Linked DNA regions of Homo sapiens: regions 1 and 2 are each linked to region 3. The links are chromatin loops, found by intact Hi-C in ENCODE. Cell type or tissue: PC-3. All regions are shown on one strand. Region 1 overlaps PLCXD3 (phosphatidylinositol specific phospholipase C X domain containing 3). Region 2 overlaps LOC105374739 (a long non-coding RNA gene). Region 3 overlaps C7 (complement C7).

What was found. Hi-C counts contacts between places; a loop is a spot of excess contacts. Peaks named below come from ENCODE experiments on the same cell type or tissue, not always from the same donor. Only the 100,000 strongest peaks of a DNase experiment are listed, where the experiment ranks them.
Region 1: it touches region 3 in a loop (2.8-fold over the local background); 2 of 110 quality-filtered maps call a loop at or near these places.
Region 2: it touches region 3 in a loop (2.8-fold over the local background); 2 of 110 quality-filtered maps call a loop at or near these places.

What each region holds. Positions count from the first base shown.
Region 1 is chr5:41,407,787-41,415,786 of GRCh38, reverse strand. All of the region lies in intron 1 of PLCXD3 (phosphatidylinositol specific phospholipase C X domain containing 3), which reads left to right. It overlaps LOC105374740 (a long non-coding RNA gene), which reads right to left. Exons shown (of 2, transcript XR_925950.3): 2 at 6,602-6,808. Among named protein-coding and RNA genes, the nearest start is that of PLCXD3, 99 kb to the left of the region's middle. In PC-3, a CTCF peak has its summit at 4,851 (motif pointing right); DNase peaks (open chromatin) are centred at 376, 1,036 and 6,946; H3K4me3 peaks cover 156 bases; H3K27ac peaks cover 5,105 bases.
Region 2 is chr5:41,114,867-41,122,866 of GRCh38, reverse strand. The region is part of intron 5 of LOC105374739 (a long non-coding RNA gene); the gene reads right to left. Among named protein-coding and RNA genes, the nearest start is that of MROH2B, 48 kb to the right of the region's middle. RefSeq lists enhancers at 1-106, 107-608, 1-857. In PC-3, a CTCF peak has its summit at 4,481 (motif pointing right); no DNase peak of the experiment used is centred here.
Region 3 is chr5:40,980,269-40,988,268 of GRCh38, reverse strand. C7 (complement C7) reads right to left here. Exons shown (of 18, transcript NM_000587.4): 18 at 3,626-6,877. The coding sequence ends at 6,696. Among named protein-coding and RNA genes, the nearest start is that of C7, 75 kb to the right of the region's middle. In PC-3, no CTCF peak of the experiment used is centred here; DNase peaks (open chromatin) are centred at 3,148 and 4,288; H3K27ac peaks cover 2,451 bases.

The DNA of each region.
Region 1 (8,000 bases), 430 kb before region 3:
TAGGGGCAAATTACCTCAAATGTAGTATAAGAAGTTTCAAGCAGATAATAATATCCCTTCCTATTCTAAATTTTCTTGGCAATGTAGGGACTGCAAAATAAATCTCTTTTTTGGGGGAACTTTGAGTCACATTGAAGATATAACCTATTTACCTACTAAATGCAGAATGGAACTAAGTATCTAAGTGATTAGGATGCATAATAAGTGCTCTAAGAATTCAGAAATGGGCAACGTCATTGTGAACTAAATAGTCAGAGGAAACATATGGATCTGTCAATAAATTTCACCCCAACACAAGAGAGTCATTTCTTAGTGGATTTTCTAATCTAGATCCAGGATGACTATTGTATTCAAAGATGTACCAAAGTGGATGGCCTGTTTTGGAGCTATTCCAAAGAGCACACAGAGTATTTGCCAGTCTGGGACAAGGTTTCCTGAAAATGACTTACCCTTGAGACTGAGCTCAGCCACATCCCACAGTAAAATACAAAACTTCTGGGAGGTCTTGAAACACTCTTTTTAAAAAGTACAGAAAGAGCAGGGGATTCGGTGTTGAGAGGCTGGAATTCTAATCTCACCTGTCATTTAATTAGCTATACCTTGAATTTTTTAATCTAAAAATAATCTATGTCTTTGGTTTTACAATAGCATCCCCTTTTCCATAGGGGATACATTCCAAGATCCCCAGTGGATGCTTGAAATTATGAATAGTACCAAACCCTACATATAGTATGTTTTTTCCTATACCTACATCCCTGTGATAAAGTTTAATTTATAAATGAGACACAATAAGAAATTAACAACTAATAATAAAATGGAACAATTATAACAATATACCAGCATCATTATTCATGAGCTTTCAGGCCATTATCGCATAAAATAAGAGTTATTTAAACACAAGCCCAGTGACACCTTGACAGTTGATCTGATAACTGAGATGGTTTCTAAATGACTAAGGAGTGGGTAGTGTAGACTGTGTGAATACACTGGACAAAGGGATGACTCATGTCCCTGGCAGGACAGCAGGAGATTTCATCATGCTACTCAGAATGGTGCACAATTTAAAACTTATAAGTTGTTTATTTCTGGAATTTTCCATTTAACATTTTTGGGCTGTGATTGAGCATGGGTAACTGAAATTGCGGAAGGCAAAACTGCAAATAAGGGTTAAGTACTGTATTTGTAACAGGCTACTTATGCTTTTTTATTTGATTCAGAGATATTAGAGACACACAAATATAATAATCACCCTCCTATTCATCATACAGGTAAAGAAATAAAATATTCGCAGTACAATTAAAGACCACAGTAGAAGTGTCTTTCTTAATTAGTTACTTCTCTTTTTCCATCAAAAATAATGCCTACTCCACCAGCCTGACCAACATGGAGAAACCCTGTCTCTACTAAAAATGCAAAATTAGCCGAGCATGGTGGTGCATACCTATAATCCCAGCTACTGGTGAGGCGGAGGTTGCGGTGAGCCGAGATCGCGCCATTGCACTCCAGCCTGGGCAACAAGAGCGAAACTCCATCTCAAAAAAATAATAATAAATAATTAAAAAAAAAAAATGCCTACTCCCTCTCTTCCCCCATCCCAATCAAGAGCTAAGGCCAAGACAGACAAGTTGCTTTGAAAACTTCTTTTGGGGTATGGAAGCCTCAGTTTCACTGGGCTATAGTATAGTACAGCATGTGGGTCTTAGCTTTATGTGAATACTGCTTGGTTAGGCCCAGACCTTTCTACTGTGTATCTAAAAAAACTCAAAAGTCCTAGATTTTTGTATCAGTAAATATCATCAGAACCTCCAAGGCTTCAGGTCTGGCTTACCCACCTGGATTCTGTCTGCTCCTTGGTTTGGTTTTGACCCTTGAAAATTGCCCTTATGTTCTTACCAGCTCAGCGGTGCATTTTAAAAAATAAATATTTGAAAAACATATTTGTATCTTATGGGAGAATTTTTTTTTAAACTCTAGTTTGTCATATTTTAAGGTGCAGAATATAGGTGATTTTTATTGTACTGAGAATCAAAGCCTACTCACACTGGGAGATTAAAAGCCCTTCTTTCACCTCATAAGTGTGATGACCATTGCCTAAACTAGTAATAATAATAGAAACACTTTTATGACCAAGAAGCTAATCCAGTTAACCCATATCTCCTGTAATTCAAGCACATTGACTGTTAGAAACAAATAATGGAAAAGTGGAATAACAGTCTCTTTGGCAGGATTGGCCAGAAGTTTTCATTTAAAGTTCCTAAAGGCAAGGACCATTTTTTTGAAAACATTCACAAATTTATTGGGTTTGAGTTTATTGGGGCCAGAAGTAGTCATATTTATTTTTACATCTATCATAGTGTTTAGCAAATTTCCTGTTGCATTGCAGGTGTTCAATGCATGTTTGCTCATTTGATTTGAAATGACTCTTCCAAGTTCAGTGCAGAAACAAAATGGTTCTAATATTTCTTCTTGATTTGCCTGGTCTGACACTGCAATTGAGCCAGCTCGCAGCCATCCTTTCTTTGTGTTGTACAAAATTTATGACTTTCATGATCTAATCTTGGCATCATTCACTTGCAAAGTATTTGTTTGGTTTGTAGAAAAATAAGTAACTTGTAAGTAGGCAATTTAAAAAAAAATTATTTGCAATCTTCTGTGAACTGGTGGTAACTCTCAAGTTAAACATATAATTCTAGTAAGTGTAATACAATAAATGGCAGAGTTTATTATTATTCTTTGTTTTGTTTTGATCTCAACTTAGGATCATTAGAAAATTACTGGTTGTCATGTCGTTACTTCTTTTTTCCTTAAGAGACCAAACATGAGTAGGAATATAGAATGCAAATTTGACCACAATTTAAATCCAGTCTAAACAATTCCTACCAGAAGACAGTACAAATAGTTGAATTAAAGAAAGGCTTTACAGTTTTCCTTAAGAAGTAAAGCACTGTTAGAGATGTGTTTGTGTCTGTGTATACTCTAAATTGTATGTCACCAAGTCCAGACAATATCAAGTCCTTTTAGCATTAGGGGGTTCTTTGAGGTAAGATCTTGAGTGACTACAGATAAGAAGTAGAGGCTGACACAATAAAAGATAATGTAATAAAGATGTGAGACATTAAGGCTGAAACAAGAAATGCCTGTTTTCTGAGGCGGAGGGGTGCAGACTGAAAACAGTATGTGATTAGAAGGTCATTATCAAGGGCGAGTGGCAAAGGAGCACATTGCCACTGTAATTTCCCACTAACAGCTCTCATGTCCTTGACTTCTTTTAAGTTAGGTACACAACTCTGAGAAAAGACAGGAAGAAATAATGAAGTAAAGGTAAAGAAAGGGTGTAAGTCACCTCCTAATAAATGAGACTACTGAATTTCTGAGAATTTATTATAAAAGATATAGGAAGAGTTTCATTTCGGTATAATTAATAAAAGAGATAACTCGAAACACATACTTATAAAGGAATTGTTAAAGTATTTATTAGCATATACGGCACAATGCAATCATTTAAACAATGTTTGAAGACTATGTAATACTACGGAAAAACATTGATGTTGTAACCCAATGCATTTGGTATATATTTTTTTCCTAAAGAGACCAAACATGAGTAAGAATATAGAGTATAAATTTGACCACGATTTGAATCCAGTCTAAACAGTTCCTATCAGAAGACAATATAAACAGTTCAGTGTATTAAAAAGGCCTAAAAAAATTCCTTAAGAAGTAAAACAATTGTTAGAAATGTGATTGTGTCTGTGTGTGCTCTAAATGGTGCAGCTATACATACATACAGATAGATAGATATGGATATATATGGATACATATATATATATGGATACATATATATGGATACATATATATGGAGATATATATATGGATACATATATATGGAGATATATATATGGATACATATATATGGAGATATATATATGGATACATATATATGGAGATATATATATGGATATCAATATGGACATATATATATCCATGATCAATACTCTATATGACCAAAACTATTATAAAAATATTATAAATTATAAATTATAAAATTATAAAATATAAAATTATAAAAATATTATTTGGAGTAAGGAGTTTGGGAATGTTTGCATGCCATGTAAGATTTATAAGACCAAATATCATGTAGCATGAAGGTGATACTATTCAGAATCATCTTATGATGGGCTCAACTTGGTACCTACATTCTAGTTTTTAGAAACCAGTTTGTTTGTTTGTGCCAGTTTTATAAACATTTCTTATTATCCCAGCTCTGCTGTGAGATTGGAGAGCAAAAGGAAATATATTCTCTACATATCCAGATCTCAAATCCCAAGGCTAGAGGAAGAGAAAGGGAGACTGGAAGGAAGAGCAAAGAAATAATCCCCAACCCTCAAACACTCCCTTGATAAAGAAAAGATCCAGCTATTGGCAAGAAGTGGTGTTTGGTGAGGGCATCATAGAATCAAAGGCTGGTATTTCAAGGAGATGTTATTTCTGTAGCACAAACATGATTAAGGGTAATGTTGTGTTATTTCAGATTTTCTTTATTCATAAAAGGAAAAGAAATAGTGCCAGACATACAAGAACAAAGGTAAATAGGCTTCAGAGGCCTTCTTGGTTCTCAAATCTAAGAGAATTTAATAATTAGACTGTTTATTTGCCAGGTTTTGTATTTGTTTTCTTCTTAGAGGGAAAACACAATCGAGTCATTGTCTTTCAGAATAGTTGGTTTTAGTGATATGGACTTGTTTTTATCTAATCTGCCCTCCCCCATTTGCCCAGGCTATGTGTTCTGTCTTCCCACATAAGAGCTGCTCCTGTGGTTACATATACTCAAGACTGCCCCAAACTGCAGGGTCTGCCACCACCAGGAGGCTCCAGTGGAGAAATCGGGGGAGAAGGTGGCATAAAAAAGATATCAACGTCTTATACAATTAGCTGCTACAGAGGAATAGGGAAGATGTGGCTGACTGTGTGGCAACCACATTTCCTTTCCCAACTTTCTTTTCTTATGCTGCACGTTACCTCTATATGGCACTGACTTTTGTTTGCTTCTCTTTCAACCGCTGCTGTTGATGCTCAGTTTTAGGTCCTTGTCACAAGGATAAAACTGCTGGGAAAAAAGGTGGCCATAAAGTGAGGTGCCCTACACTTGAGCCTCCTTCAGATGGCCTGGGTAGAAGGACAGCTGTCAGTGCTGAGCCTGGATATCAGAACATACAGTAATAGTAAGAATCTGAAACGGCACATGTGTAAGGAGCAGAGCCTTCCAGAATTGGCAGGGCTTGGCATTGCGACATCCGGTACAGGAAATTCACGGTCCAGGGAATCATAAAAGGAGCTGGGGGGCGGGGGACGGGCACAGCGGCTCACACCTGTAATCCCAGCACTTTGGGAGGTTGAAGTGGGCAGATCACGAGGTCAGGAGATCAAGACCATACCGGCCAACATGGTGAAACCCCATCTCTACTAAAAATACAAAAAAAAAATTAGCCAGGCGTGGGGGCGCACGCCTGTAGTCCCAGCTACTCAGGAGGCTGAGGCAGGAGAATTGCTTGAACCCAGGAGGCGGAGGCTGCAGTGAGCCGAGATCACGCCACTGTACTCCAGCCTGGGCAACAGAGTGAGACTCCGTCTCAAAAAAAAAAAAAAAAGATAAATAAAAGGAGGGGGGCTTTAGAAGACATTAATCTATCTAAAGTACCCCAGAGGCTGTGGCAGTATTTTCTTTGAGTTAGTTCTGAGAGCTTATGACAACCATGTTGTTTGTAATCTCTCAGTATAATTCTTATTAATTCTTTCATTCATTCATTCATTTGGTGAAAACCTACTCTGTGCCAGGCACTTAGTTCTCAGTGTTAATAATGTAGAAATTGTAATTCATGGTGATAATAAAAGTTAATACTTCTTGAATATTGTCTGCATAATTTGTGTTTACTGCTTATCACTTATTTTATAATCTTTATAAGTAGTGATATCAGTCCTATTTATAGATGAGGATGTTGAGGTTTAGTGAAATGAAAATATATTATTTCATGCAACAAATATTTAGGGAACATCTTTCATGTACTAGTGGCAGTGCCTTTTGTTGAGGGCACAATAGCGAACAAGACAGATTCTATACTAATTCTCATGGAATTTAAATGCTAGTGGGGAGAGATAGACAACAAGCAAATATGCAACTAAATAAAATGAAACTTGAAGCTAGTGATAAACTCTATGAAGAAAATATCACTAGATCATGTGATACAGACTAACAGGCAGCAGGGGAGGGTTGGATGAGTTAGATACTTTAGATACGAGGTTTATTTAAGAAGATGACATTTAAACTGAGACTTGAATGAAAAGGTGCTAGCCATGCACACAATGAGGGGCAGAGTATCGCAGGCAGTGGGATTACCAAGTGCAGGGGCTAAGCTGAAATGAGCTTAGTATATTTGATAAGCTCAAAAAAGCCTGCTGTGGCTGGAGCCCAGCCAGCAAAGGGAGAGTGATCCATTTTGTGACCTTAGCACCCTGGGCTTAAGGCTGCTCAAGGCTCCCGATAATCCAGTTTCTCCAGCTTCATAGGTCATCTTTGGGGGCAGTGAATAGGAAAAGAACTAGACAGTTTCCTGTACAAAACAGATTTTTTAATGTTTTCTTGTAAATAAAGCATATCTTTCCCTTAGGTCAAGACTGTCTTGTCCTCCTTGGGCTGTTCAGGCTCTTGGAGGCTAAGGCAAAATAATGACACAAGCAACTGGGTTCACTTCTGGTTCTCTCCCAAGTTGTTTGCCAACAGACATGTCCTTTTTGGATTCTTCTCTGTGTTCTGCTAAAATAGCCAAGGCAATAGTGTTAATAAAATCTGCTCTTTTTCTTCCTCATCTTTGCCACATCTCTGTTATGGACACTTTCCTCCCCCATCTTTCTTATTATTTAGTCATCCTTGATTCATCCTTCTCCCTGACTCACTACATTTGGAAGGGTGATCGTTACAAATGTAGAAATATATACATTTGAAAATGCAGCTTGGTGGCCTCAAGGGTAAGAGGAATTAGGCTTACTTATGCGACACCGTATTCTTATGGCCACAGACTTGTGTTTGACTTCTTAATAAAGATGTGCGGATTGACTTCCAGAGTTCTTCTTATGAGTATTAATAACTAAATAACCTCAGACAGTTTATTAAAATAAAATTAATCACAAAACTTATTAATAAATGTTCTGTCAACCTTTTTGTTTTAAAAAAAAGTTTAGTTCAGATTTTTTTATATGTGACAGGAAAGTATTCAACCAACAACACAGGTGTTGTGACATCTCCCAAAACTTAGAATGTCCTCATATAATCACAACTCAGATCAGATAAGCAGAAGTATGTGTGTCAACATGTATGTGTGTTTGTGTATATGCATATGTGTGTATGTGTCAGAAAAGAGACTGAGAGTGGAAGCACAGGAAACTCAGGGCTCAGGAAAGAAGGCAATGTAATGAGTAGTTGATGAGCAAGAAGATGTCTGTATTACCTTAATACCTCACATTCAAAGTGTGGGCCTTGAAAGAGCAGCATTGGTAATACCTGGGTCTCTTATAATTCTTTTTCTGGAAGCCCTGCTGATAATCTTTAAAAATAAATTCATATGAGAAAGAGACTTAATAGTTTCACCATGGATGGCAATGGGAGCAAGCTCTTTTTTTCTGCCTCTTGATCTGAATAATCTGAATATTGATGCTGTTAAATGATTCGTTGTCAGCTCATCTACTGGTTTAAAGAAATGACCCAGCAAGTTGATTAAAATTGTGATGAATACTGAACTTCTCTACTCCTCAGAGTCATCAGTAAAATAGGACTTCTCAAATTTAGCATCTTGAATATTGGATCAAAAGACTTAAATAAGGAAACCAACTTTCTTTACATGAGCTCACTGTAAGATGTACTGAGGAGGAGGCTTTACACAATATGAAAGATACAGATTTGCCCAAAGAGAAATCACAGCATGACTATCTTGATGCTTTCTTTAGAAAAG
Region 2 (8,000 bases), 130 kb before region 3:
AGCCGGTCAGGATAGGGCCCCAAAGAATGTCCCGGGGGCTGAAGGGTGACTACCAAGCAATGGTCAGGTAGCAGACGACAGGGAGGGGAAAATTTCCTAACAAACAAGAGACACCTTGAACTTGTGAGCAACAACTTCCCGATATGAACTTAAAATGGCAGACGTTGACCTTCCTCTGGGACATGTCCAGGCATGCACATGTCTGTAAGGAGCAAACTGGCGGAGTTTGACTCATATATGACCTTCCTCTGGGGGCGCTACACTGGTATGGGAAAATTGCCCTAGGGGAGCAAGCCCATAACTTCAACTACCAAAGGGTGCATGCAGACCCTCCCAGATACTGAGGCAACACTGTGCTTGCCGCCAGTGGCCAACAGCCTGCCTGGGGGAGGGATGACTAGAAGAGTCTGGGGAAAAAAGCCAGTAAATAGTAAATCTGTAAGAGCCCCGAGCTAACAATCAGGCAGGGCACTCAATCTTTTGAGCTGCACTCTTGGTTCCTTACAAGTGTACTTTTTTTTTTTTTTTTTTTTTTTTTGCTTCATTAAACTCTCGTTTCTGCCTTAAATCTACTTCTGTCTCTTGGCCAAATTCTTTCTCCCAAGAAGAGAAGAATTGAGGACTGTGGACCCTGCACGGAGTCCCCAGTGGTAACAGAACCAGTGGGATCTTTGGTTGTGAAGAGTGGGAGGCTAAAACATTAAGCTGAAGCCTCAGAAAAGCAGACAGGGCTTTCCTGTACTTTCCTAGTGCTTAACAGCAAAAAGTCTGGGAGGAAAATCACAAGAGTTGGAGGCCTTCGGCCAGGCACCGTAGCTCACACCTGAAATCTCAGCACTTTGGGAGGCCAAGAGGGGGTGGGTCACCCGAGGTTAGGAATTCAAGACCAACCTAGCCAACATGGTGAAACCCCGTCTCTACTAAAAATACAAAAATTACCTGGGTGTGGTAATGGGCGCCTGTAATCCCAGCTACTTGGGAGGCTCAGGAGTCTGAGGCAGGAGAATTGCTTGAACCCAGGAGGTGGAGGATGCAGTGAGCCGAGATTGAGCCACTGCATTCTAGCCTGGGTGACAGAGGGAGACTTCGTCTCAAAAAAAAAAAAAAAGAGAAAAAGAAAAAAAGAAAAAAGTTAGAGCCCTGAGAGAGTGATGAAATAACTCTGGTGGTTTCCATTCACTTTTTCACAAGGGCATTTGCCAATATGGGAGTGTCAGCAAATCTAGAGGCTGAGAATCCAAGCTGGGTCCCCACCAAAGAGCTATTGCTGGGGACAGAAAAGCCAGCAGAGCTGGCAGTTTTACAGGGCAGGAGTGACAAAAATGAAGACTTCTGGGGCATCATTATAAAGTAAGTCATTTTCTTAAGACATCTGCCAATGCTGAAGGTACATGGGGTAGGCTAAAGAGTGAAGTCAAAACCTCTCCGAAGATCTAAAATTAGACTGGTGATGGCTGCAGCACAACTCTGTAAATACACTAAAAACCATTGTACACTCAAAATAGGTGAATGTAATCGTTTGTAAATTATTTCTCAATAAAGTTGCTTTTAAAAAAAGGTCTCAAAATCAGAGTGGAAATTCTTACCATGTTTCACCACTGAGAAGAAATCCCAAAGACTCTTTGATGAAAAACCCTGGAGGACCAAGCCCTAAGAACAAGGGCGAACTAGAAATATACTGCAACCCAGCCTCAACCCATCACAGTCCAGGTGATAGACTCCACACCCTATCTGCCCAGTGAAAGGAAGAGTTGAAATTCCCTGGTGGGTAATAACATCAACTGGAACTTCTACTTTTTTTAAATGTATAATACTTGATATTTAAAATTACTAGGCATGTAAAGAGACAGGAGCATATAAGAGTTGTGTAACCAATAACTAAAAGAAACAAATTGGACAATAAATGCAGACCATCTTGTCATGTAACTCAAATATTAGTTAAGAAACAGGGAATTGTCAGGGCAACGTGGTTGGTGGGCACATGGTGCCTGTATACCTCCAGAGGTAGCGGGCTGTCACGGTCTGCTGTCTGCCTCTACGAGCTTAGGTGAGTGCCCCTGGGCACCTCCGGGGGACCGAGGCCGAATGTGGTCCCTGGTGGTGGAAAGCGGGGGCCTGCCTAGGGTTCCAGTGCCTGGCCCATAGCCTTAGGTCCTGGATTCTCCCTTGGCCCCACAGCCTCATGGAAGCTGAGGTCCTGGGGTTCTGGCCTCTGTTGCATTATTATTTCTCTAGAACAATTTTCATTTTTAAATTTTATAAAGCACTCTCACCTGTGTGATCTCCTCTGGGTTTCTTTCTTTTTGTAGAGACGGGGGTCTCACTTTGTTGCCCAGGCTGGTCTCAAACTCCTGGCCTCAAGGGATCCTCCCTCCTTGGCCTCTAAAAATGCTGGGATGACAGGTGTGAGCCACCGCAACTGGCTGCCTCCGAGTTTCGAACCTCATTGGCCTTCCAGCCCATTTAAGCTGTTGGGCCTAGACTCGGGAAAGGTTTGTTGAATGGGGAACAAAGAAGTGAATTCCTTCATTTTACAAACATTTCCTAAGCAACCACTCAGTGCTAGGTGCTGTGCCAGCACAGAAAAGACATGGTGCCCAAAGCTTGGAGCCACCACACAAGGCAGTATGGAAGTACAGAGGAGAGAAAGAAAGCTTCCTTAGACCCATTGCTTGCTGTATTCTCCCTTGTACTTGCCCGACATATACTGTATTTACTGGATTGTTTATTGACTTCCCTACCAGGCATTCAACTTTATTCACTGCCGTGTATCCTTAGTGCCTAGAAGAGTGCTTGGAACATGATTCATCGATTCCAGGCAAATCAGAGGAACAAGCATCATGAACAGAATTTATGTAGAATATGCTATTATGCTGAAGCATAATTGTTGTTTCAGAAGTCCAGCATTGCTGTGGGTATAGCTCAAGGGTAGAGCATTTGACTGCAGAAGTGCAGCATCGAGTACACTTAACAATAAAGAATATATTAAATTCTTTCCAAAATCGGCCAGGCATGGTGGCTCATGCCTGCAATCCTAGCACTTTGGGAGACCAAGGCAGGCAGATCGTGACATCAAGAGATCAAGACCATCCTGGCCAACATGGCAAAATCCCGTCTCTACTAAAAATATGAAAATTAGCCGGCCGTGGTGGCACATGCCTGTAGTCCCAGTTACTCTTGAGGCTGAGGCAGGAGAATTGCTTGAACCGGGAGGAAGAGGTTGCAGTGAGCTGAGACCGTGCCACTGCACTCCAGCCTGGCGATGGCACGTGACTCTGTCTCAAAAAAAAAAAAAATTCTTTCCAAAATCAAAAAAAAAAAAAAGAAATAGGACATTAAAATACCTATGATTATTATGTTCCAGACTATTAAAAAAAAAAGAAGAAGGAAATAAGGCTAATGTAGCTAGACCATATAAGCAAGTGAGATACAAGACTAAAGAAATAGGCAAGAGTTGATCATGTAGAGCCTTCTAGGTCATGGTAAAAAATATATATATTTTTTTTAATTCTAAGTCATGGTTTTAAGTAAGAAAGTAAAATAACCCAGTTTACATTTTAAAAAGCAGAATCAAGAAAACCATGTAAGGAGCTGTAACTCTTATCTAGGTGAGAGATGATGGTACTTTGGACTGGGATTGTTGTAGAGGATTCAAAATATATTTTGGAGGTAGAACCAACACGACTTTCTGATGGATTGAATGTAATTGACTGGAAAAAGAAAGCCATCAAAGGTAACTCTCAGGTTGCTGGTTCAGCAAGATGTAGTAGATTGGTAGTAAAATAGAATAGGAAGCAAAAGGAAAGTCCCACTGAAGTTCAGAGGTTTTCCTAAGATTACTAACTAGCTAGTAGCAAAACAAGGACTAGAGGCCGGGCGTGGTGGCACATGCCTATAATCCCAGCACTTCAGAAGGCCAAGGCAGGTGGATCACTTGAGGTTGGAAGTTCGAGACCAGACTGGCCAATATGGTGAAATCCCGTCTCTACTAAAAATACAAAAATTAGCCAGGCTTAGTGGCATGCACCTGTAGTCCCAGCTACTCAGGAGGCTGAGGCAGGAGAATCACTTGTACCCAGGAAGTGGAGGTTACAGTGAGCCGAGTTTATGCCATTGCACTTCAGCCTGGGCTTCGCACCAAGAATATGTCACAAAAAAAAAACAAAAAAAAAAAAACAAGGACTAGAATATAGGTCTCCTGACTCTTAGTCCAGTACTCTCTAGCATACTAAATTAACTTTTCTTTAGGAATTGTGTTCAGTAGTATTACATCTGTACGTATTTTAAAGACAACACACACGAAGAATTTGCGTTTAGAAGTCCAGTTTCCAAGCGTGGTCAACTAACTAATTCTGTGGCTTTCAACATAGGTAGCAAATGAAAATGTTTTCAGAGATAGGAAACCTAAGATGGATAAAGATCAAGTTGTATGATGATAGAGAATGGGGTGGGGGCATCCTTTGATGAACCTGCAGTGTATATACCACCAGGAGGCATCCAAATTCAATTTTTAAAATATTTTCAACCACTTTCTTGGTGAAACTAAAACAGATTATTATATACAGTTTACCTGCTAATTAGATGCAAATATGTTTGGTACCATGTTATTTTGCCTTTGAGCATAAGCAAAAGATAGGCAATTCCTGTCTAAGTACTCTCTTTTTGCTTAACCACTTATTGAAAATGGCAATGTGTTTCTTTTTCCTTTTTTTTTTTTTTTTTCTTTTTGAGACAGAGCCTCACTCTGTCACCCAGGCTGGAGTGCAGTGGCTCAATCTCAGCTTACTGCAACCTTCCCCTCCTGGGTTCAAGCGATTCTCCGGCCTCAGCCTCCCTAGTAGCCGGGATTACAGGCGTGCACAATCATGCCCAGCTAATTTTTGTATTTTTAGTAGAGATGGGGTTTCTCCATGTTGGCCAATCTGGTCTCAAACTCCTGACCTCAGGTGATCCACCTGCCTTTGCCTCCCAAAGTGCTGGGATTATAGGCATGAGCCACTGCACCCGGGCGGCAATGTGTTTCTAATTACATGAATATTTATATTTAAAATAGAAGTCCAAATTTTATTCCATAAACGAAGAACTAAAAGAGGGCCACACCTAGCTGAACTAATGATCAAAATGTATTGCAATGCAGGGATTATGATTAATACAATACTTTACAACTAAAATCCAAATTAATTAATGGGATTATCTTGCCTGATACATTTATTTTTCCCTAAAGATATGATGCTAGGAATCCTCAACCTCATCACAGAGGGAAGAAACAATAGAAAGAGGAAGAAAAGGATGAACACAAAGAAGAAGCTGCCAGCAATTTTATCATATGGGTATTTAACAAGAAACCTTTGGGGAAAAAAATTGACACAGAAGAAACTATTTTACATCTATTCCATGAAATTACTTTTGCTTAAAGAAAATGTTTAATTGTTTATGTTTCAGTTGGGAAGCCATCCAGCTAAAATATTTCTTAACAGTTTGTAATTTCTAAATATATTAATATAGAACCAAATTTAGCAGGGATCCATGTACTTGCCTTTGACTAAATGCCTGGATTATATGCTTAATTCTTAACTTATTCTTAATTTGTAATTCAGAAATTACAAAACTGTCAAGAAATATTTTAGCTGGATGGCTTCCCAACTGAATTTGGTAGCTTGCCCCCTTCTGCTTACAAAAATATATGAGTGTACACCAAAATTGTGCGCATATAAGAAATCAAACACTGACTTTACAATAATTCATATTAAAAAATCTGAGACTTTTAGGTGATGACAAGCTTAGTGTGAACCAATACTGCAATAATTACCACTATTACTTCTACTGTTACTACTGTTTCCACTGATAATAATAGCAATATTTGATTCTAGTCAAAGTAGTATTATAAGATTACCCATTAAATAAACAACTTTATTATCTACCCATAGCAATGACAAAATATGTGCATATATTTTGGAAGTTGTATTTGTGCTTAAGATGATATTAACTAGACATTCATAAATCAGAAATAATTAAGTTGGGTTAGGACCCCAGACCACGTGAGCTTCCAGATCAATCCAGAACAAATATGTAGGTGATCAATTTCTAGGTGGTTGATTAGAAACCATAAACCCCAAACACATTTTAGACATCAGGGTGAGTTTTGTAACATGAATCCAGTGGTGACCGGGGCTCCTTGCCATGGCCAAAGTCTTTATAAAAAGGTCCATCCATGCTAGAGAGAGTATCAACAGTTAAGATTCCAAACTTGGGTCAAGCAAACCTGCTGACTTAGGAAATGACTCTCATAATGCTTCAGGATCACACACCCATGCCACCAAAATAAGGTCTGATTCCAAGCTGAGGATTTCAGCACACTGGGCAAAGGCAGTTGTAACATACAAACATAGAGATATGTGCAGGGAAAAAGGAGGGAAAAACACATACATGTGTACATAAACATACACATAAATTCTACACAAGATGAACCTGGAAATGAAAATTTCCAAGCGCATGAGAACAATGAGCATCATAAAGATCAAAAGACAGGAGAAATTACTCTAGAATAATAGCAAATATTAAAGCATTCTTCTAAGAGGGACTTTAAAATCCTCTAGTTATGAGGAGGAGGAAAAGAAATATAATAAAAATGATAACAATATTGACACAAAATAATGGCAGCTAAAATATATTGAGTACTTTTGTCACTAAAGTTGACTGACTTATTTAATACAACAAATCACTGAGGAAAATATAGGGGGAAACGGCAATTTTTGCCTGAGCACCATTAAATCACTGAAACTCTACTTAGCTTCTCAATTTCTAGACACTGGCATTAGCAAACACCTTAAGAGAAAAAAAAAATGCTGCCAAATGCTGGAGATTCCTTTGTGGACTTCCCTTCACCCCCCTGAGTCTTACTCTCATTTCCAAAAGTAAAATCAATAATTATGGAGCAAAGACAGGAAGATATGAATCAAGAATAAGTAGAGCTAGAGGAAAACTAAAATCATAGAAATGAAAAATACAATCACTGAAACAAGAAAGGTTAGGATAAAAATCCAACTGATGAGAGAATTGGTGAACTGGAGGATAGTAGTTAGGAATGTACCCAAAACAAAATATAGAGGATAAAGAAAAAAAAAAACTTAGAGATACGAAATAAGGAGAATAGATTAAGAAACTCCAACATATACCTCATAATTGTTCCCAAATGAAAGAACAGAGAACATGGTTGAAAATTTTGCTGAATTAAAGAAAAACAGAAGTCATCAGGAGGAAAATTATTGGTGCACAACAGAACAAATTAAAGTAAATCCACACCGCTGAGTTGTATTGTGGTAAGAGTGATGTTTCCATGGAGCTGCACACTGCTCTGAGTGCTTCACATAGGAATCTGCTTCTGGCAACAGGTTTTTCAGATTATCCTTCCAACTGAGAACAACTCAGAAGTATGGAATTTTTTTTTAGTTTATGTAAAAGCATAAGAAAAGTCCCAAGAAAGTGAAGATCTGGGGTGCCACCGTCTAAGCAGAGGAAAGAGGCCCAGAGAGCTAAGCTCTTCCCCTTAAGGGAATTGCCAACTCTGAAAATGGCAGCTGAGGGCCGAGAAGCTGAGCGGAGCTTTACAGCAATTCATGAGGCTACAAAAATTTGAGTTCAATGATCACACACAAAGAAGATCCCTAAGAAATACCACATGGTTTTGATTGAAATTTTATAGAGCTACACCCTAGGAATAATGCTGAACTAGAATTAAACCACATGTAGGTTCATCATGGTCAAGCAGTTAAAAACCAGACAGAAAAAAAACAAAATAAAAAACAAAAACAAAATAAAAAACAAAAACAAAAACTTGAAAGCTGTAAAGCAAAAAAAAAAAAAAAAAAAAAAAAAAAAAAAAAAAAACCCTTCAAAGGAATTAACCTTTTAATTAACAAATTAACCTCACAGCTGATTTCTAGACAGAACTAGTAGAAGCCAAAGACAATAAAATTATATTTTGAAAGAACATAAAGAAA
Region 3 (8,000 bases):
ATTTATGTACTGAGAGTGGTTCTAGAGAAACAGAATTTCAAGGACAAGTTTTCTGATTTGGATCTGAGTTTAAAGATGCTAATGACTCTATTTCCAGTAGTAAAGAAAGCACTTACACACCATGGCATGAACTGGTAATAGAGATAAACGAAATATCTGCATTGGATATTTCTGATCAACCACTCATAAGAAGCAAGGAACTAGGCAACTAGCAGCATTTACTGGCACATGATAAGCACTACTGAAGTTTTAGCTTTAAATGTTAACATTGCTCTTTTCTGGTATTCAAGTCTTTGCATTACACATCTGAAGATTGAGGACCAGTGTTCTGTCTCAGAAGAGATGGTAATTCCAGCCTACGTTGCTGAGCTCCTGTATTAGATCTTTGAGGCACTGCTATTTCAATATGAGAGAAAAGTGTCTCCCCAGCATCTGCAGACACAATATATCTGATTTATAAATTTAGTTTGATCTCTTTGCATTACTTGCCAGGATTGCCAAAGGGCAAGCTTTTGAAGCAAAATTCCTCAGAAACCCACTGAATGAAGCAACAGTTTCACCCAAAAAATCACACCAGTTCACAGTCTCTACTACAGACTGAATATTTGTGTCACCCCACCCATTCATATGTTAAAGCTTTAATTCCCAATGCAATGGTATTTGGAGGTAGATTCTTTGGGGGATATTAGGTATAGATGAGGTCATGAGGGTGGGGCCCTTTTGATGATGTTAGTGCCCTGATAAGGAGAGTAAGAGACCAGAGCTCCCTCTTTGTCCACCATGTGAGGACACAGAGAAAAGGTGGCCATCTGCAAACTAGGAAGCAGGCCCCTGATAGACACTAAATTTGTCATCTTGGACTTTCCAGCCTACAGAACTGTGAAAAATAAATGTTGTTTAAGCCACCCAGTCTGTGGTATTCTGTTATAGAGACCTGAACCAACTAAGACAGTCCCCTCCTTTCTCCCATCTAAATTGGAAAGAATGTTTATTGCAAGATTATAATTCCCAGTATACATCCAAAAGAACTGTTAGCTCCAGTCACCTCCACTGTTAGAAGCAGGACTAGCAGTCTCTTCATAAGCCAAAGTCCCAAGATCAACTTTTCCAAAACTTAGGCCTATTTGTCAACATTGTTTAGATCTCAGTAATTGCTAAGCTTCCTCCTTAAGCCTTCTGGCTCCTTGTCTACCACAATTTTCAACTTCCCTACCCTCAATCAATGCTCCACAGGGAAGGTTACAGGAAACCTCCATCTATATTCAAAACAAGGAAGGAAGATAATTAGGAGGATCATACTACTCATGGAACAAAAGAAATGTCTTGCCTATTTAAGTCTATGCTGACATTTCATAATACTAGCACTCTAGCTATAGCAAGAAACCACCCCTACACGACTCATTTAACTATGCTGCTGTCTGGCAAGACACGACTAGCATACAATATCCGCAAGGTCTACAAGACAGTAAAGGGGCCAGTGCTAGAGTGAAACAGGATGAGCTCTACTCTGGGAGATAAAGAGATTTTTTAAGACTAGACTTTCTGCTAACTAGCTGTGAGACTGTGGAAAGTGACTGTAAAATGGACATTTTATTGAGCATATACAGCCAGTGTACTGAGCAATGAGGATAAGTCACTATTTTCACCAAGCTATAGGGGATTTGGGAACCAGATTTCCTCAAAAGTGCCTTTCTCTGCCACATTTAATGAATCTGTGCCCATGTCCATGCTAAACAGCCAATCATTACATTATTAAGAGACTCAAGATACTTTGGAAGGCTCATTATCATCATACCAAAGCTGCTTAATTCTATAGGGTCACAAGGGGGTCCAGTCAGTGGGCTTGAATACAGCTTTATATAATGCCTGACTTCAGGAGTTGCTCTTGGTGCTACCTGTGCAAAAAAGAGTTTCTGGACTTAGAGTTCAGTTGTGGCCCCTTATTAAATACTGTCATAATGCACACGTGGGTTGTATATGGCCTAATGATACACCAATCCTAAGCCTTTCATGTTAATCCATTTTCTCTTAGGGATGCCAGGCAAAACTTTTTCTTTAATAAGAAAATTATATTTTACTGTTGCTGAAAATTCCTTGACCTCTCTGTGTTCCCAGTTGACTAGGGCAGCTGATTATTTTGTAATAGACCCTCAAGCCAACATCGCATGTGCTTCGTTTTTCAGTCAATGTTTCTCTGTCTTGGACATCATTGATCTGCCGTATAACTAAGTCCCCTTCCCTGGAATTCAGTGCAAGTCTCCTCTCATAGAGATGCATGGAAATAACAGTGATAACAGAGCAGTTCCTATGTTTGTCTTTTCACAGGAAATTGTCCTCAGCCTATGAATTGAAAAGAACATTTTCATGTTTTCTTCTCTTGCCCACCTTCTCACCTCCAGCCCACCCCTTTCAAACAACGGCAGTCTTTCCATCTGGTCTTGTTAACCCCTGGCTGAGGAAGCAAATTTTTCTATGTGATTGATATCTTGAATGTAAATCTAGAGCTTTGCCTTCACAGCCTGACAGGAATAAATAAAAAGACAAATTGTAGGTGCTTTGGTTGTCACAGCAGGGGCTCCTATCATGGCATCAGCTTTCTCGTCCACAAATGTGTGAATGGCCTGAAAGTCCAAGGTAATTGAAAGGCAGGCATAAACCTGTTTTCTCAGACATTAATGGAAATTGCCTCCTACTGATGTCGCTTTTCTGGCTTAGTGTTCTGAGAAAGAAACAAGCCATTCTGTTTCTAACACAAGTATTGAGTACGCTTTAACTAGTCCATCAAGGAAGAAAAATCTCAGTGGACTGGTATGGCTACTCAGTTCTGCCAATCCCATACTAAGAATGGCCCAATTTATCTCTCTCTTTCTATCTCTCCTGCCTCCCCTTTTCTTTTCTCTTCTCTTCTTTGTCTATCCGCTCTACTTCAGAGAAGAGAAAGAGAAGTATTGGATACCCCTGAATACCCACTTCATCTTGTGCCCAAAGTATGCAATATCTTAAGTTTTCTTCAAGTTTATGATGATGACCACTTCCACTAGCTATTATGCTGTGAAAATAATCCAAATGCCTGTGGTGGGTGAGTATGTGTGTATAAGTGAGTAAGTTTGTGTGTATTATGTGTGAGTATGTGTGTATTATCTCCAAATAATCCAAATGCCTGTGGTGGGTGAGTATGTGTGTATAAGAAATGTGAATAGGAACATAAAGAAAATACAGAATAATGATAAACCATGGTGCCGTGGTTTGCATGTGTTTCCCAAAGTTCATGTGTTGGAAACTTAACCTCCAATGCACGTGTTGGGAGGCAAGCCTTCATAAGAAGTGATTAGGACATGAGGTCTCTGCTGCTATGAATGGATTGTGTTGTTGTAACGGGAATGGGTTAGTTATCATGAGGGTGCTTTTGTTATAAAAACGAGTTCAGCCCCTGCTTCCTCTTGCTCTCTCTTGCCCTTCCACGTTTTGCCATAGGATGATGCAGCATGAAGGCCCTGCCAGATGCCAGCACCATGCTCATGGACTTCCCAGCCTTCAGAACCAGCAGCCAAATAAATTTATGCTCATTATAAATTACCCAGTTGGTGATATTCTGTTATAACAGCATAAAACAGACTGAGACAGGACGGGTTCAAAAAATATTGATTAATACACATACCTTGACCGAAAGAAAAAGTGATTACTAATTGGACACATAAGTGGACACATAATAAGCCGGGCACATAAATGGACACATACTAGGCTGTTTCAGGGAATGCTGTATAAACCAGCTGCTCAGCACTTGCAGCTCTTAGCAGTTACAAAACAACTAGATGGTTCACAAGACTCATGTGAAGCTGAGATTAGCCATGATCTGCCCAGCAAAGAGGGCAACCCTCAATCAGATTAGCCAGTTACCTGGCTAGTTGCTAGGTAATCCAAAGTTCCGGGGGTCACTTGTCAGATTTCCTGCTTGGCACTCCACATCCCTACCATACCCTACCTGAATACGAAGAACCCTCCTTCTCTTTCAAGGTGATTACAAGTCATCCTGCACTGGGAAAGAAGGTTACATTAATAACAGTTTGAATGGGGCTCATTAAATCTCAGGGCTTAGAGAAGCAGCACTACTTTTGATCAATTAGGAAATACATAAGATGTCACAGGAAGGCACTTCTCAAAACGATTAGGAAATATTCTCAGGCACCTTCTCTGCCCAGGTAACTTGTAGCGTCCTCATGAGTGGTAAGCGATGATCTGTAGGATGTGCCTTGGCCTCCACATAGCTCCCTGAAGCTAGTGATGATTAATGCACCAGCCAATTTCCTTCTCTTTGTCTGTTCCTTCTGAGGGCCAAATGACTCTAATCTCAGCAATGCTTTCTGCCCTCTGCCTCCTCCAAGGCTCTATCCCCTTCTAACCCAGATGACCCTCACCTGATCTGAGGCACAGGAAAGGGCAGGAAGATGGAATTCTCACAGTCTTTATTCTTTTTCCATTTATTTTTGTGGTATAAAATCATTCCCTTAACTTTCCTCAAAGCCTCTCCATAGGTGTTCAAGAACTTATTTTGGAAGTTTCAAAACATTTTTAAAAATTTAATCTTAAAAATGACTTTCTCCTTGCTGACCTGCTGCGACAATCCTAATTCTCCACAGGCAATTGTGAATGCCTCTGTTGGACTAGAGGAAAGGTCAGCACAAGAATGTTCAGAAAAGAAAAGGAGGAAAAAAATACAGTATTTCAAGACAACACCTCTTCACGACAACATTCACTGCTCCTCTCCTTCTCCTCTCCTTGACTTCTCCTTCAATAACTCTGCTGAAATTCCTTTCTCAAACCTCTTAGTTACATCTACTCATTTCCTTTCTTTCAAACCTCAATCTCTGATGATATGTGATAATGCTGACCATATCCTCTGTATTATTTAGGAAGGGGGCATGGTGATACATAAGCGGTAGGAATCTAACTCCATACTAGCTTAAGCTAAGAGGAGAAATTATTGGAAGGATACTGAGGTATTTCCTTCCAAATGAATTACTTGTTCAACCTTTTGTCTCAGGGTCTGCATCCAGGCCTAGCATGTTCAAATGTGTCCTCCCATCCAGGGTAGAAATTAACTCTGTAATAACCGCTAACAAATGCAGTTGCAATGTCTGAATGTCATTGTTTTTAACCAATTGAAACCTGCCTCCTTGTAACTTCAACATATTATATCTGCATCTTCCCTTAGGGCACACTTTGATACAAAAAGCTAGATCTGGATCAGACATAAAACTTCAGGCAAGAACACATTAACCATTCATCATGAAAATCTTCTCTAAAATGAAACATCATACAAATGAAACAATTCTGAAGAATAGCATCTTTAATGAGTGTTCTAATCCTTGTCATCTGAAGTTTTGAAATATATTTACCAGGGTCAGAACAATACAGAGATAGTATTTGTATAATATAGCTTATTTTAAATTTCATTTAAGCCCTCTCATTTCTCCTCCCACAGCTGCTGTTTTGTTTTGATGAAAGAGAAATAAGGAATAAATAAAAGGTCAATGCTTCAAACTAATCTACCTGTGTACTCCCTGAAAACTCTGGGACTGTATCCACAGAATAGGGAAAACTATTCTCAAATGCACAGTCACTCATGCCTCAGGCATGAACTGATGTTCTTTCAAAAGAAAAAAGAACAGGGGCAAACTTCCAGTCCTATGTTTGACACATACTAAAACCCCAAAGAGAAGACTGAATTGTATTTGTTCTCAGACAAGACACCCCTGTGACCACAGCATAATGAATTCTGCTCTAACATTTTAGTGGTTCAATCTCCCGACAAGAGTAAGTATTCCAGCCAGGCGTGGTGGTTCATGTCTGTAATCCCAGCACTTTGGGAGGCCAAGGCAGGCGGATTACCTGAGGTCAGGAGTTGGAGACGAGCGTGGCCAACATGGTGAAACCCCATCTCTACTAAAAATGCAAAAATTAGCTGGGCGTGGTGGCGGGCACCTGTAATCCCAGCTGCTTGGGAAGCTGAGGCACAAGAATCGCTTGAACCCAGGAGGCGGAGGTTGCAGGGAGATGAGATCACCCCACTGCGCTCCAGCCTGGGCAACAAAGTGAGACTCTGTCTTAAAAAAATTAAAAAAAGAATAAGGAATTCCTATCTGTGGTGGTTGACTCTATAGGATGAAGTGTGAGATTACTACTCAGGATAGAAATAGTTTGTATCTGTCATTTTTGTTCAAGTCCTCTTTATATTTGGTTCCATTGAGGAAAACCACCCTCTCTAATCAGGAGATCACGTTCTTTCTGTTATCCTAGTCATTTTGTAGAGTGTGTTCTGGCCCATGGGCTGTGTCAATCATACTTAATAAAATGATAGGCCTGAATGGAGCATTCAAGTTTCTCTAGTGCAATCCTCTAATTTTACAGATTTTAAAAAACCAAGGCCCAGAGAAGGTAACACCTATTTCAAGAACACGCAGCCAGCCTGTGCAAAGGCTCATATCCTTACTGACATTAAAAAGGAGGCAAAAGAGTAATTCGATTCAGATTTGGGAGAACAAAGGATTGTGTTTATACAGATGGCTGGGAGTTGAGGAGGAAGGTAGACACTGGAGAAGAAGGAAAAGCTGTCCAGTGCCCAGTTGTGCAGATGTTTTCACTCAGCCCCAGCTGCCTGCTGGATTCCAAGCAAGCTGACCAGGGCCTCCAGGAGCCTACTGGGTTTCCGCAGCACAAGGCCTTATGCTGGTGACAGAGATGCTCTGCCCTCTGCATCTCAGAGCGCCCGCCTCACACTCAGACATCGTCTGCTCCTTGCCGTTCACTTCCACACAAATGCTAAACCCTTCTTCCTCGCACTCCGATGCTTCTCGGCAGACACATTTGCTGCTCTCAGCTGGAAAAGTAAGTGAAAGAGGCTTAATGGTACATTGTGGAGGTCGGGGAGTCAAAGAACATCACCTCCAAAGTAATAATGTGGTGATCAGAGCTGTAGAAGCTCCTGCCTGGAATGACATAATAAATTATCCCCTGGAAAAGCAGTAGGACCAGGAAATTGGGGCATTTTGCTCCACTCCAAAGAAATAGGTTTTGAGGTTGGTAGCAGGCTTTATATTGGTTAGACCACATGGGGTGGTTTTATCCAAGTCAAGAGCTCTTCAACTATCTCCTACATACATGCTGCTGTCCATATAAGCCAGCAACTGAGGTCAAATGAGAAGCCCTCAACAAAGAACCAAGTCAAGACTCAAACAAAGAGAGAGAGAAAAAAAGAGAACTTAACTTGCTTTGAGAGAGAGCATGGCATGCAAAAGGCTACAAATCCCAAAAAACAAACCAGAAATGAGTTAAGGAGGCAAGGAGTCTGTGCATGGAAAGTCCATGGTTGGAATACACCAGCCAGGAGTCTTCCAAAGATGAGTAACAAGGTCAGCCAGCAGACAATGGTGACCACCTAACCAAAAGTGACCCAGACATGGCTAGAGTCACATATGTATGTCATCAGTCTGTGCTGCAAACCTTGAGGGAGTGAGGGGACAGGTGCCAGCGGGTACAGGCCAGGAGGGCAGAGAGTGAAGAGACGACAGAGACCTTACAAGTCATAGAGTCCAGCTCCTAAATTTACAGATAGGGAAGCCCAGACAGTGACTTGGCTCTGGAGACCCAGCCATTCCACTTTCATAGTACTGCCCAAATCATGGGAGGTTTGCTGTGCTCTTGGGGGAGTTCAAGATCACTGTAAGTACTACTTAAACATAGTGTTAGCAAATATTGAATCACAACGTGAGAAAGTAACTTCTTCTTTTATTCTCTTCAAATCCGTCTGATTACTTCTAGAAGAAAGTGTCAGCTTGGTGCTAGTATGTTTTTAACACCCCTCTAACACTTGCTAAACTCACAGAGAAACAGCATAGTCAATGTTGGACCAGTATCTGGCTAGAGTCCACAACTTTATTTAGTTCCATTACATATAACTTTTATAGTTACCTAGTATTTATGGCAAGTGATACCTCCTTTTA